2 separate regions of the Homo sapiens genome follow, and region 2 is linked to region 1. Evidence: chromatin contacts called from ENCODE Hi-C or POLR2A ChIA-PET data. All regions are on one chromosome and are shown on one strand. Each heading gives the region's core, a stretch centred on a gene start or an enhancer-like site at or near the end of the contact. The rest is flanking DNA. Distances are from core to core; before and after follow the strand shown.

Evidence for each region. A loop is a pair of places that touch in the nucleus more often than their neighbours do. ChIA-PET counts read pairs that join two places held with the same protein, here RNA polymerase II (POLR2A). Pooled maps may share reads with other maps.
Region 2: a loop to region 1 is called in a map of endothelial cell of umbilical vein, with 4 times the contacts of the local background. The contact joins two enhancer-like sites. A Hi-C loop is called at or near these places in 2 of 168 maps with a recorded cell type or tissue (PC-9 and endothelial cell of umbilical vein) and 2 of 50 pooled maps. POLR2A ChIA-PET finds 5 or more read pairs at or near these places in 2 of 52 experiments (PC-9 and Panc1).

What each region holds. Positions count from the first base shown.
Region 1 is chr18:22,559,080-22,565,971 of GRCh38, forward strand. All of the region lies in intron 2 of LOC124904265 (a long non-coding RNA gene), which reads left to right. Among named protein-coding and RNA genes, the nearest start is that of CTAGE1, 140 kb to the left of the region's middle. Within about 2 kb of position 4,197, at least 5 of the 41 ENCODE cell types and tissues checked have a DNase peak (open chromatin) inside an H3K27ac peak, as active enhancers do; they include endothelial cell of umbilical vein, where a contact is called at or near this core.
Region 2 is chr18:22,664,836-22,671,622 of GRCh38, forward strand. No RefSeq gene overlaps it. Among named protein-coding and RNA genes, the nearest start is that of CTAGE1, 250 kb to the left of the region's middle. RefSeq lists an enhancer at 3,287-3,431 and a cis regulatory region at 3,351-3,368. Within about 2 kb of position 3,281, at least 5 of the 41 ENCODE cell types and tissues checked have a DNase peak (open chromatin) inside an H3K27ac peak, as active enhancers do; they include endothelial cell of umbilical vein, where a contact is called at or near this core.

The sequences.
Region 1 (6,892 bases), core at 2,947-5,446:
GACCGGCGGGCTTTCCTGTTTGCCTTTTTGAACTCTGTTTTCTTTGAGTCTTGGAGAGAGCCAGGGGCTGTGATGTCACTGTATAAACAGAGGGAAGGGTGGGGGCGAAAGTTGCATTGGAGCGAACCCGGCGGTGGAGGAGGGCTGGTGGGAGGATGGGGGTGGGGAGGGAGATTTTTTTTTTAAAAGTGGTTTGGTCTCGGGGGTGTAGGGGCAGCGGGGGACTCTGCAGAGTCCCGATAAAGAAACAGAATGGGACTGCCAGTCCCTAACCTAGGGGCGGGGAGGGGGACGTGGCTGGAAGAGACAGGGGTTGGTGGGGGGAGGTTGGAAAAATATGGGACGCCTAGAGCTAATTCCTCTGATTAAAAATGCATTAGTTTGGAGGTGTCAGGGACACGCAGCTGTTTTCAAGGAAAGCCTGGCTCCAAGAGGTCCTCCCCGGCCGGGCCGCCTGGCGGCTCCATCCCGGGTGGGTGTCAGCGAGCGCGCAGCCCCCGACGCTTGTCCTCTCCCTGACAGGGCCCTGGCCAATGTCCTGCTGCTGCGGGTCGTGGTAATTTACATCCTCTCTGTGTACATTAACTTATCTGCAGCCGCGCTGGCTGCGCTCCTTCAGTCAGCCTGTCTCCTGCGCAGCCTGGGAGCCTTCCCCGACCCAGCGACCCACCGGGCGGCCGGGGGCGACTGGGGAACCCTGGGAATCACAACAACCGCCCGGTTCCGACCCGGCCCGGACGCCCGCGGGGGCGGGGGACTCTGTGGGGCCAGGCGTGGAGGGCCGGCGAGCCCGGCTCGGGCAGGGCAGAGGCGGGCGGCCGGGGGCTGGCGGCGAACACTTAGTGGCTAATTCATGACTCATGACTCATGCGCAGGCTCCTCTTCAGTGACAGCCGGGACAGTTCCTGGTTATTTGTAGCCCCCCGGCTTTCATTTCGCTGTAATTAAGCAGTCATTTGAGGGTCATTTCATCCCCGTTATAGGTTTCTCTGTTTTAATCATGCTTTGAGTTCCAGTGGGGGCAGCAGGGAGTGGAAGGGGAGGTTGGGAAGGAGGCGTGGAGGGCAAGAGGGTAATCGTCTCTGAGAACGCGTGCACTTTTCATAACTCTTCCCGTGACAGGCCCTGGTGCAGGCTCCGCAGACGCCGACGCCCGGCGCTCCGCTCCGGGGCGCGGGCCAGATCCTCTTCCCTGACACCCGCGGTCTTCCCTGAGAAGAGGTCTGGCCCTTTTTGAGTCAGATGTTGGATTTTCTGCTTTCCCCTCTGGCACCACACTAATCATTCTCTTTAATCGCTGTAGCTTTTTAATGAGGCCAAGTAGGTATTTATGGAGCCGTCTACTCTCCAAACGCTGATGCTTGATAAGTCATTTATAACTTATCGGTGGGCTTTGCATAGGCCAAACCCAGAAGAAAGGAAGTGAGAATAAAATAGAGGCTGGATTTTACGAGGAACCTTCAGCGTATCTTCAGGTCCTAGATGGTACCAAGCCCTTGTGGGAAATGTTCAATCCATCAGACATAAGAATAAGAAACGGCCACAGCCTGTCCGAATTTTGTGAAAATTCTCTGGCTGTCATTCTTGATTTTTTTTTTTTTAATTCCCTCCACTTTCTCCTTTGGCTGGTTCATGTATTCTTTAGATATCATTTGAAGCTTCCATTCCAAGGCCAAGTCTAAGATGTTCTTTAAAGAAATCTTAAGCTATTGCATTTGGAGGGCACACAGATTGAAACTGAAAGGACTGGAAAGAAATAAAGGACAGAAACCAGATTTTCTGTCATTGCAAAGAGTAGGTGCCACAGGCTCCAAATCTCAGTAGATATTAAAGTTAAAGCAGGAGTCTGCGGTAACAGTAGGAGGGTGGTTGCTTTCAAAAGAGAAGGGAAGAGAGAAAACCTGTCCAAGAAAGGGCAGGAGAAAGAGTGAGAGAGAAACAACACAGACTAGAAAAACAAAATGAATGAATCAATCAACATATGAGTATTTAATGTGCATTAAGGAAACTTCAAAAATGTTTTCAGCCATAAAATGGAATAAAATACTGATACATGCTATAACCATGGATGAGCCTTGAGAACTTTAAACTAGGTGAGAGAAGCCACTTATAAAAGACCACATATTCTATAATTCCATTTAGATGAAACGTCCAGAACAGGCAACTCTATAGAGACGGGAAGTAGATTAGCTGTTACCTTGAACTGGGGGTGGGGGTAGGAGTAAGGGGACTGGGGGAGCGACTGCTAGAATTAATTGTGATGGTGATTGTACAACTCTGAATATGCTAATAACCACAGACTTACATGCTTTAAATGGGTGAATTGTATAGTATGTGAATTATATCTCAATAAATCTGTTACTGAAAACAGTTTCCGTTAAGTTAAATAGAAGCAGGTCCCAAAACAGCACCACTAAAAAATTCTCTTGCTAAGTGCACTGCTCCTTCCTATATGACAATGTAAACAGCAAATACTGTTCCTAGGACGGGGTCTGGTTTTTCACTTGGTCCCCAGTGCCTAGAACAATGCTGCTTATGGAAGGTACACAACAAATATTTGCTGGAAGAGAACTTGCAAATAACCAGATGGCCAAATTCAGACTTATACCACGCTCACCCTGCCATCTCTTCGCTGCACCCTCTAGCTTTCCAATATTATCATTTTATATATATAAAATATACAAATATATATTATTATATATACAAATGTATATTATTATATATAGTATCATTATTATTATTAATACAGCTAGTACTAATAACTAACAAACAACATTTTGTTTATATATTTTGTGCCAGGCACTGTACATATATTTGCTTCTAATCCTTATAAAACCCAGCAATGTAAACCCACTGAACCCAGGTCTGTCTGGCTCCCAAAGTTTTAGTCTATTATAAACACCGCCTGCTAAAAACACTAAACACAAAGGCAAGGAGAAACATCAACGAACATGCAAAAGAGAACCAGCCAAAGTCACCGACAGAGGAAACCAAAGAAAATCTGGTTTCTATGTTTATTTTAGTTTTAATTTTTATTTTTTTGAGACAGAGTCTCGCTGTTACCCAGGCTGGAGTGCAGTGGTGTGATCATGATTTCTATGTTTAAGCTGAAAGAAGTATCAAGAAGCATCACTCAAACACATCACTCAAAGAACGATGGCTTGTCTTATTTAAAATTATATCACTCATAGAACTATGGCTTGTCTTATTTAAAATTACGATAATTTTATACTAACCATGGATTATATATGCAACAGCTACGGAGGACTTACTATGTACATAGTTCACAGGAGCTTATGTTCGAGCCTGTTATAAAAGCTACTGTCTCTTAAAAAAAAAACAAAAATGAGTGCTCAGTATATTTGTCTAAGTAGTGAACAAAAGGTTTAACCGTACAGTAATGGAAACATTCTGGTTTCCCAAAACCTCTTCCTAAAGCTGAAACATTTTTGTGGAAAGTTAAGGAAAAGACCCAGAACTCTATGAAGGGCTGCCTAAATGACTACCCACAAAAGTAGCTGGGGAGAAATACAAATTAGAATACATCCAAACTATTCGAAAGCTACTGTGGTGTGTGCTTGGGCTTGAGCCTGCTGCCTAGGTGTTCATTAAGTGTTCATAATATTTCTTATGTCCATAATCCAAGATTCCAGACCCACATCCCAACCAAGACTCAGACCCGCCATCTTATCTCATGCATATTAGTTGGTATATATTGATACTACTTGTAATAATTATCCTAGAAAGACACAAAAACCTTCTAATAAAAGGTTCTATATTCCTCTATCTACTTTGCTATCAGAATTTTGCTCTAAGATTTATAATGAATAGCCCCCATTTTCAAGTTGGAAAAACCAAGTACCCCCTGAAAGTACTTACTGAAACTGTCCCAAAGATCCATAATAGTAATAGGAAAAAATCTCAGCATGTCCTTCTCCCAACTGTTAGAGATACTCACCTCCTATTTAATGTGATAGGAGGTGTTCCTTCTACTTACAAAAAATTCGTATATATATTTAATTTTTTCTTAACTAAGTCTGAAAAGGAGAGACAACCTAGGCCATAAGTATGGAAAAGATGTATAGTTTCCCTCTCTCCTTTTTATGGGCGACTCCAAAGTGAAAGTCCAACCACTTAGGCGGATGAGCTTCAAGAAACTCTTCTCAGGACTGTGGAATGTGCACTGTGTCTACAGTCATCCATCCCTAAGCATATGTGGTTGTCACCCTCTAGTGGATGATCTATGATAATAGTTGGCAGCCTCCTGTGGGGCACAAGCACGATATTATCCAAGACTCACCTATCTTTAAGACGTAAATGACAGATAAGACTGCACCACAACTCTTCAGTCTTGGACACATATTTCCTAGGAAAATGGGTGCGCACGTGCTGTTTATTCAGTCTGCCATTCCCTGCTTCTTTTGAGTCTGTGTTTGTGTTTCCTACTGGTGTCTGGCATTTTCAAGAACAATACACATTTCCTTGAGGCAGACTTCTCCTACCATTGAGATAGTCCTAGGCAATTGATTCCCAGATATTGTTTGTATCCAGACTGGTCTTGAAAGCTTTCTCTATCTGCAGGTCTACTGGGTGTACCCAACTATTTAGCTGGTAACCAGGCACTTGCCAGTAGAATGCCAGTTCTGTGTTGAACAATTTGATCTACCTAGGAAAGTTGTGGACGATAAATATTGTTTCCATGTTTGCCGCTGTGTAAGGAGCCTAAACATAGATTCTTAGAGACTCTGATAGAATTTTTAGAGGTGGAAATGATAGGGTTTGCATTACCTTAAATTTTCAAGACTCAACACCAAGCATTAGATTGGAAAATAGAACTTTTTACAAAAGCCCTCTAAAATGAAGTCTGGCTTTGAATTCATTAGTATTACTAGATTCAAAATATAATCACATGATTTTCTTCTCTCCATTTTATTAGGTAACTGAAGATTTACATCTGTAAATCTGGATGGGAACTGAATTCCTACATCATAGACAGTTTCAAGGAGGGAAGGATTATGTGTTCAGGAAATACTCTGCATTCTCAAAACTCTACATTGTTGGTGCTTAGATTTGCTCTGTGAGAACCTACTGAAATAAACCTTTTCTCTGGAAGACAAGTACAGTTTCCCGAAGATCTGTTTATTTGCCAGCAGAGGAGTTGAATATTTGAAGCCAAGCCACCTTGGTTCTAAATCTGTGGTTAAATGGAAATCAGAGCACTGAGATATGCGGTGCCCCTCCCCACTCTTACTCATTTGAAAGATGAAGAAACTGAGGCTTGGCAAGGTTGAGTGGAGTTCACATAGCTAGCTAACCACAGAGCTGGCACCAAACAGGAGCCCAGCTCTCCAACTCCTAGGCCCTTGCCTCTCAGGTGGAATTTTCTTAGTGATTAGGAGAAAATCAGTTCCCTAGCCCTGTTCACAAGAGTTTATATTCTGTTTGGTTAAAAAGCATTTTTCTTGTTGTAAGAAATAAGTAACATAAAATTTACCATTTTAACTTTTTTTTTTTTCCCCATAGAGTCTCGCTCTGTCACCCAGGCTGGAATGATGCAGTGGCGAGCTCTCAACTCACTGCAACTTCCACCTCCTGGGTTCCAGCAATTCTCCTGCCTCAGCCTCCCAAGTAGCTGGGACTACAGGTACGCGCCACAGCGCCCAACTAATTTTTGCATTTTGTAGTAGAGACGGGGTTTCACCATATTGGCCAGGCTGGTCTCAAACTCCTGACCTCATGATCCGCCCACTTTTGCCTCCCAAAGTACTGGGATTACAGGCGTGAGCCACTGTGCCTGGCCCATTTTAAGTGTTTTAAGTGTACAATTTTGTGGCATTAAGTACATTCACATAATTGAGCAACTATCCCCAGCATCTATTTCCAGAACTTTAAAAAATCTTCCCAAACAAACTCTGTCTCCACTATCTAATAATTTCTCATTCTCCCCTACCCTCAGCCCCTGGCAACTACTATTCTACTTTTTGCCTTTACGAATTTGACCACTGTAGGTGCCTCATATAAGTGGAATCAAACACTATTTGCCCCTTTGTTACTGGCATGTTTCACTTAGCATATTTTCAAGGTTAATCCATGTTGCAGCATGTCAGAATTTCCTTCATTTTAAACGCTAAATAATATTCCTGTGTTTGTCTGTGTGTGTGTGTGTGTGTGTGTGTGTGTGTGTGTATTACACTTTGTTTTGTTTGTCCATTCATCCGTCAATAGATACTTGGGAAAAATATTTTTTAAATGCACAATAAAAATAAATATAAATATGTAAGAAGTAAAAGCATCTCTGCAAGAGGCTTGAGGCTATATTTGTTTAAAAAAGACTGCTGGGAATTGCTGGAGTAATTAAAGAGTAATTTAATAATTTTACACAGAACTATTTTAAATTGAAACTGTGAGCTTTGGTTTACTTACCTTTATATTCTCTACCACCTCCCATGGCATCCTAGCATCAGCACAGGGTCACATGTGGTAGGTACTCAATAAATATATGCTAAATTTCCAAGTCATGCATAGGAAAAATCAAAGGCAATCTATATTATCATTGTTTTTCCTTTTTTGTTAATTTTATTTACTACACAGTGAACTGATTACTACAGTCAAGCTAATTAACATATCCATCTCTTCACTTAGTTACTGCGTATATACGTGTGGTCCGGGGGAGGGAGGGAGAGAACATTTGAAGATCTACTCCCTTTGCCAATTGCAAGTATGCAATACAGTATTATCAACCACAGTCACCAGGCTGTACATTAAATCTCTGGCAGTATTCATCCTGCATAACTGAAACTTTGTGTCCTTTGGGCAACGTTTCTTCAGTTCCCCTCCACTTCTGCTCCCAGTAACTACCTTTCTGCTCTGCTTCCATGAATTCGACTTTTCT
Region 2 (6,787 bases), core at 2,031-4,530, 100 kb after region 1:
TCTCATGTTGAATTGTAATCCCCAGTACTGGGGGAGGGACCTGGTAGGAGGTGATTGGATCATGGGGGCAGATTTCCTCCTTGCTGTTCTCATGATAGTGAGTGAGTTCTCAGGAGATCTGATTGTTTAAACGTATGCAGTACTTCCCCTTTCACCCTTTCTCCTGCCACCATGTGAAGATGTGCTTGCTTACCCTTCACCCTTCCACCATGATTGCAAGTTTCCTGAGGCCTCCCCAGCTGTGCCTCCTGTACAGCTTGTGAAAGTGTGAGTCAATTAAACCCCTTTTCTTCATAAATTACCCAGTCTCAGGTAGGTCTTTATAGCAATGTGAGAATAGGCTAATACACTTGTAGATGCTGAATATTAGACCTTTGTCAGATGTATAGTTGGCAAAAATTTTCTCCCATTCTGTAGGTTGTTTGTTTACTCTATTGATAGTTTCTTCCGCTGTACAGGATCTCTTTAGTTTAATTAGATCCCATTTGTCAATTTTGCTTTTGTTGCAATTGCTTTTGGTGTCTTCGTCATGAAATCTTTGCCAGGGCCTATGTCCTGAATGGTACTGCCTAGGTTTTCTTCCAGGGTTTTTATAGCTTTGGGTTTTATATTTATGTGTTTAATCCATCTTGAGTTGATTTTTGTACATGGTATAAGGAAGAGGTCCAGTTTCAGTCTTCTGCATATGACTAGCCAGTTATCCAAGCACCATTTATTGAATAGGCAATCCTTTCCCCATTGCTTGTTTTTGTCAGGTTTGTCAAAGATCAGATAGTTGTAGATGTGAGGACTTATTTCTGGGTTCTGTATTCTGTTCCATTGGTCTATGTGTTTGTTTTTGTACCAGTACCATGCTGTTTTGATTTCTGTAGCCCTGTAGTATAGTTTAGAGTCATGTAGTGTGATGCCTCCAGCTGACAAATAATATATATAATATAATATATAATATATAATATGATATATAATATATATTACATATAATATATATATGATATATAATATATATTATATATAATATATAACATATATATGATATATAATATATATTATATAATATATAATATGATATATAATATATATTATATAATATATAATATGATATATAATATATATTATATAATATATAATAAATATACAATATATTATATATTATATTATAAATATATTATATCTATAATATCTATAATATATATTATATACATACCATGGAATACTATGCAGCATAAAAAAAGAATGAAATCATGTCTTTTGCAGCAACATGAAAGGAGCTGGAAGTAATTATTCTAAGTGAAACAATTCAGAAGCAGAAAATAAAATAGCACATGTTCTTACTTATAAGTGGGAACTAAACAATGAGTACATATGGACAAAAAGATAGAAATAATAGACAGTGGGGACTCCAAAATAGGAGAGGGTAGAAGGAGGTGAGGGTTGAAAAATTACCTATTGGGTACAATGTTCACTATTTGGGTGATGGGTATACTAGGAGCCCAAACCTTGCCATTATGCAATATATCCATGCAACAAACCAACACATGTACCCCCTGAATCCATAATTTTAAAAAAAATGAAAAACAAAAATGTAAAAAGTTTTAAAAAGATAGAAGTGAGTACTATCAAGCTGACCATAATGAAGATACTAGTTGATGTTTCAATGAAAATGTGTATTTACTGATCTGAGTCAAGACAGGTAAACCTCAGACACCTCAGCTCCAACCCCAACAAGTATCTGAACTCTGCTCTTGGCCTTCCTCCTGCCCTTTGGACTTGGACTTTGTTTTGCTTTCCCTGGTTCAACCTACTCTCGACAGATGTAGGTTGCCTCTGCACTTGCCTCAGCACTCTGGTTCTTCTTGTTCTATTTCAGGAAATGTTTATCTCTGTATCTCCAAGCCTAGCTCAATACCTAACACAAAGTAGGAATTCAGCTGATGCTTATTTAAGGAATGAGTTGCCGTGAGAATGGCAAAGAAATCTCAATGAAGGGAGAGATACTGGACACCTGCTCCAGGGCTCACCTCACCAAAGCGGCAGTTTTCCTTTCAGTGTTCAGTGTCTACTTTTCTCTCCAGGAAAACACTGATCCAATTGCTTCTCATCGGCAAGATTATTCAAGTAATCTTAGATGTGCAAACAAGCCACGGTGGCCCTTGTGTCAGGCAGAACCAGGGCCCCCTGCAGTTGCCCATCATACTTCATGTCTTATGAGATGATCCCTGAGCAGCACTGGAGACCCCAGACAGAAGATGCCTTTTTGATGCTATTAAGATCTTTCTATTAGTGTGGAGGGAATAAAAGGGGCAGGGAAGAACACCCATCCCTGGGGTGTTTCTTTACAGAGCACCCATCGCTCCAAAAGCAGGGGTCACTTTGTGAAGGTAAGATCATATTTTTACAGTGCTATCTTCTGAATGAGAGGAAATCCACACGCCAGACAGCCTCCTGTCACCAGACGGCCTGTATCAGCCTCACTATGTGGACTGGTGCAGTTAAGCCCTGAAAGATGGTGTGCGGGGGTGTCAGACACAGCCCAGGCAGGGGAGGGAGGAACTTCAGAGCAGGCAATCCCACCTCCTGGGAAGGACTGGCCTTGTGACCTTAGCCAGTGTCTTCCAGCCTCCTCAGGACCCTCCTTGGTAAAGCAAAGATTAAACACTGACCCATCCACCCAGATCATGTGAGTGAAACAGCAGCCCCACTGGAAAGGTATTGGAGAATAGAACTCTTTATTTTTTTTTAGAAACATGAACATTTCCATTAATCTTCTCTGCCCCCAAATTGTGGTTTCTGGTTCCTTGATTCTTACAAATAAAAGAGAGAAACAGTTTTGGAGAACAACGTGTCTTGGCCCTAAGAATAATTTTCTTACTTGTGCAGTTGAGGACGGTTTATTATGGGTCTGTTTAGTGTCTCGGTCAAGGGAGGGAAGGAATAAAATGTTGATCCAAGAAGCCATCTTGCTCTGAGGAGTGATGAAGTACATTTTTGTGTGCTGAGGCACTCTTATGGGTTGAATTTCTTTACAGAATGAGCCCAAGTAGGCAGGTACAGTAATAGAATGGCTCACTGGGAGATTATTAGCAACACCAGAGGCTTATCTGTCCTTGTGTCTCTGGGGAGAAGCACAAAGAGGGGGAACTAATCCACTCCAAGAAGAAGAAAGAGATGGCACCTTATCCCTAATTTGATGTATCACTCGTAGGGTAGGTAGGAAAGTTCTTCAGTTCCATTTGGCCTAGGCAGTGAATTACTCCTCATATTTCTATTTTCTAGTGGTCAGTGAGCTATGAGTCATGCAGTGACTCATAGCATCATCATCAATGTATATTTGGGGGTGCTCTCAGGGTTCCTGGGTTCGTGCTGATAAGGAAAGCCAGGCTTTGTTATGACTGAGTCTTTTTCCGTGCTATGTGTTTCGTGTGTTTTTTTAGCCGCCACAACCATCCTGATGGTGTCATACCACTCAGAATGATAGAAATGTCTTACTTTTTTGGAAACTAGATAAACAAGAATATCATGCATTTGGGAAATGTTTAAATGTACACCCACATGTCAGGCCCACTAAGTGTGTATTTGAAAAATCATTTTCATTTTTATCATGCTTTGACAAAAGGAAGTACATCAACGCTCTGTTTAGGAAAAATATACTGTACTCTGCTACTGAACAGCTATGTGGCCTTGGGCACGTCTCTTAACTTCCCAGGGCCTCAGTTTCCTCATTCACTGTCTACTTTCCTGATTCTACCGTAACACTTCATTAGGTTGCAAACTATGTCTAGAAGGTAGCAGCACCCCCATCTCTCATTCAAAGGGCCTTCTCAGGACACACCCTCCTCTACCAAGGCTGTGCTCACTGATGACTTCTCCATGAGCAGCTGACTGAACTTGGTTTGTAGGAAGTTCATACAATCTGCTGGCACCAGCAAGAAATGGAATGCTGGAAGCTTCCAGCTTCACTCAAGTACATTTAACCATTCAACAGACACTTATTGAACATGTCCTATATGCCAAGCACTGAATGCCAAGGATCCAGCAATGTCAAAGCAGACAATGTCCTTCTTCTCATGCAGCTTACCTTGTAGTGTGGGAAGTGGAAAATAAACAACATAAATAGGTAAATTATGCAGAAGGTGTTAACAACTATGGAAAAATAGAGCAGTTTGAGGGATAAGGATGCTGGTGTATTGGCAGAGAAAGAGGGTTAAGGCCTGGCTTCACTGTAAAGGTGGTGTTTGACTAAGACTTGCAGGTGAGAGAGTGAACCATAAGGATATCTTAGGAGGACTGGCCCAGGTAGAAGAAAGAACCGCTGCAGAGACTCTGGGGAGACATATGGCTGGCATGCTGGAGGAGCATCAAAGTGGCCAATGTGGCTGGAGCAGAGTGAATTCAGCGCAGTGTAGGGGATGAGGCAGGGGGTACAAGGGGTCAAAGCGTGTAAAGCCTCATAGAGGCTTTACAAGGCTTGACTTTCACTTTGAAAGAAATGAGAAGCCATTGCAGGATTTTGAACAAAGGAATAGCCAGATCAGGCCGGGCGCGATGGCTCACGCCTGTAATCCCAGCACTTTGGGAGGCCAAGGCGGGTGGATCATGAGGTCAGGAGATCAAGACCATCCTGGCTAACACGGTGAAACCCCATCTCTACTAAAAATACAAAAACTTAGCCAGGCGCGGTGGCGGGCACCTGTAGTCCCAGCTACTCGGGAGGCTGAGGCAGGAGAATGGCATGAACCCGGGAAGCGGATGTTGCAGTGAGCCAAGATAGTGCCACTGCAGTCCGGCCTGGGCGAAAGAGCGAGACTCTGTCTCAAAAAAAAAAAAAAAAAAAAAAAAAAAGGAATAGCCAGATCTGACTTACATTTTATAATAAAGCTCAATCTGTTTATTAATGGAAGAATAAAATGAAGGGAAGTGGCAAATCTGAGTCACTAAAACAATTTAGGAAGCTGTTGGGATAAATTATGCTTGCATGGACCAGAATAGTAGCAGGAAGATGCCAGAGGTGGTTGGATTCTAAATATAATTTGAAGGTAGACCCTTTAAAATTTCCAGGTGGATCGGAGGTGAGATGTGAGAAAAAGAGAATTGTGGACAGCTTCAAGGTCAAGAACCTCTTTGGTAGTGGATGCTCTTTGGGGTTTTAATATGAGACATAAAGATCCATATGCTCTATGATCACTCCCAAGGGTCCATCCCACAACTCCTTTCCCTATTTGCTCCTTATTTTCTATTCTTATTCCTTCCAGGCCTCTGACCAATAAACCAAGCCATTCACACCACTGCTCAGGGGCCTTGTAGATCTGTACTATGGGCCACTGCTCCCTGCTGGGTTACACTCCTGAAGTCACTCTGAACCCACCCACAGTTTGCTGTGGAGGCCGTAGTTAAAAAGCAAATGGCCAACGGCAGCTGAGACAGGTGAAATTGGGAGATATGAAGGACTCAAAAGAGGTGTTTCAGACACAAGGTCATTTATTTCTGTTACTATGTTTTTTATTTCTAGCATTTCCCTTTTATGATTTCTTGAGTTCCCATCTCTGTTTATATTACCCATCTTGCATGTTCTTGCATGTTGTCTACCTTTTTTTCCATCAGAGCTCTCAGCACATTAATTATAGTTATTTTAAATTTTTGGTTGGTCTGATAATCTTAAAATCTCTGCCAAATCTAAGTCAGGTTCTGTTGCCTGCTTTGTCTTTTCAGGCTATGTTTGTTTTTTCTTGCCCATTAGCGCACCTAAATTTTGTTGAAAGTTACACATGATATATTAGGTAATAGAACCTGAGGTAAGTCAGTCTTTGGTGTGAGGGTTTATGATTACCTGGTTAGGAGCTACACTTTACTTTTTGTTGTAGCTATAAGCGTCTGAGGCTTCAATTTCTTCTACTGTCCTTGTTTTTGTCTCTCCAGTTATCTTTGGGTTTCCCTAGAAATGTCTTTTTAAATAGAGTCTGAGCCTTGCAGACTTTTCAACTATTATCATCTGTTATGATTTAGGAGTTTAGTTGACACATCAATGAGATATGTAACTGGCGGGGGACATTCTATAATTCCATAATTAGGTCTCAATTTTTTAATGAGCCTGTGCTCTTGGGCTGTGAACTTCATAAATGCTTCTTAATTTTTTTCCCTCTCAGGTGAGATAGGAAAGTTAGTTAGGGTGAGAGTTGGGTATTTTCCTTCCCCTACATTATTTAGATTCTAGAAATGTAAATTCCTTTGAGAGCAGGCAGAGGACAGAACACTCCAAGCTTATTTCAAAATGGGTACTTTCCCTGTCTTGCTGGAAGCCCAGGGGGATTTTTCTCCAGTCTCCACTATGAGAGAACACCTTGTGGGGCTTAGGGAAGTAAAACTCCAAAAGTGAGAGGAATCGCCCCACCACTAAGTTTTTAACTCTCAAACTAGTCCACACTCAGCTTCCAGCAGTTCATCATTACAGTTTAAGTTTCTGGCTCCAGCAGCTTCTGCTCCCACTAAGCTGTGATTCTCTGTATTCTCCTTTCTCTCCAGTTTTTAAGGCACTAGTTTGCTCTGTGACCTTAATTCTCTGATGAATCTAAGAAGTGTTGTTGATTTTCAGTTTGTTCCACTTTTGTCTTGTTGTAAGGATGGGAGTGATGACTTCTAAGCTGGTTACACATTGGAGTGGAAACTGGAAATTTAAATTTTTAAATGGGAATGAACGCCTTGTTCTTGGGACAGAACAATATAATGGATGTTAATTCCCCCTTGATTTAATCTGTACAATCAATTCCATTCAAATTCTCAATTAGTTCTTTTC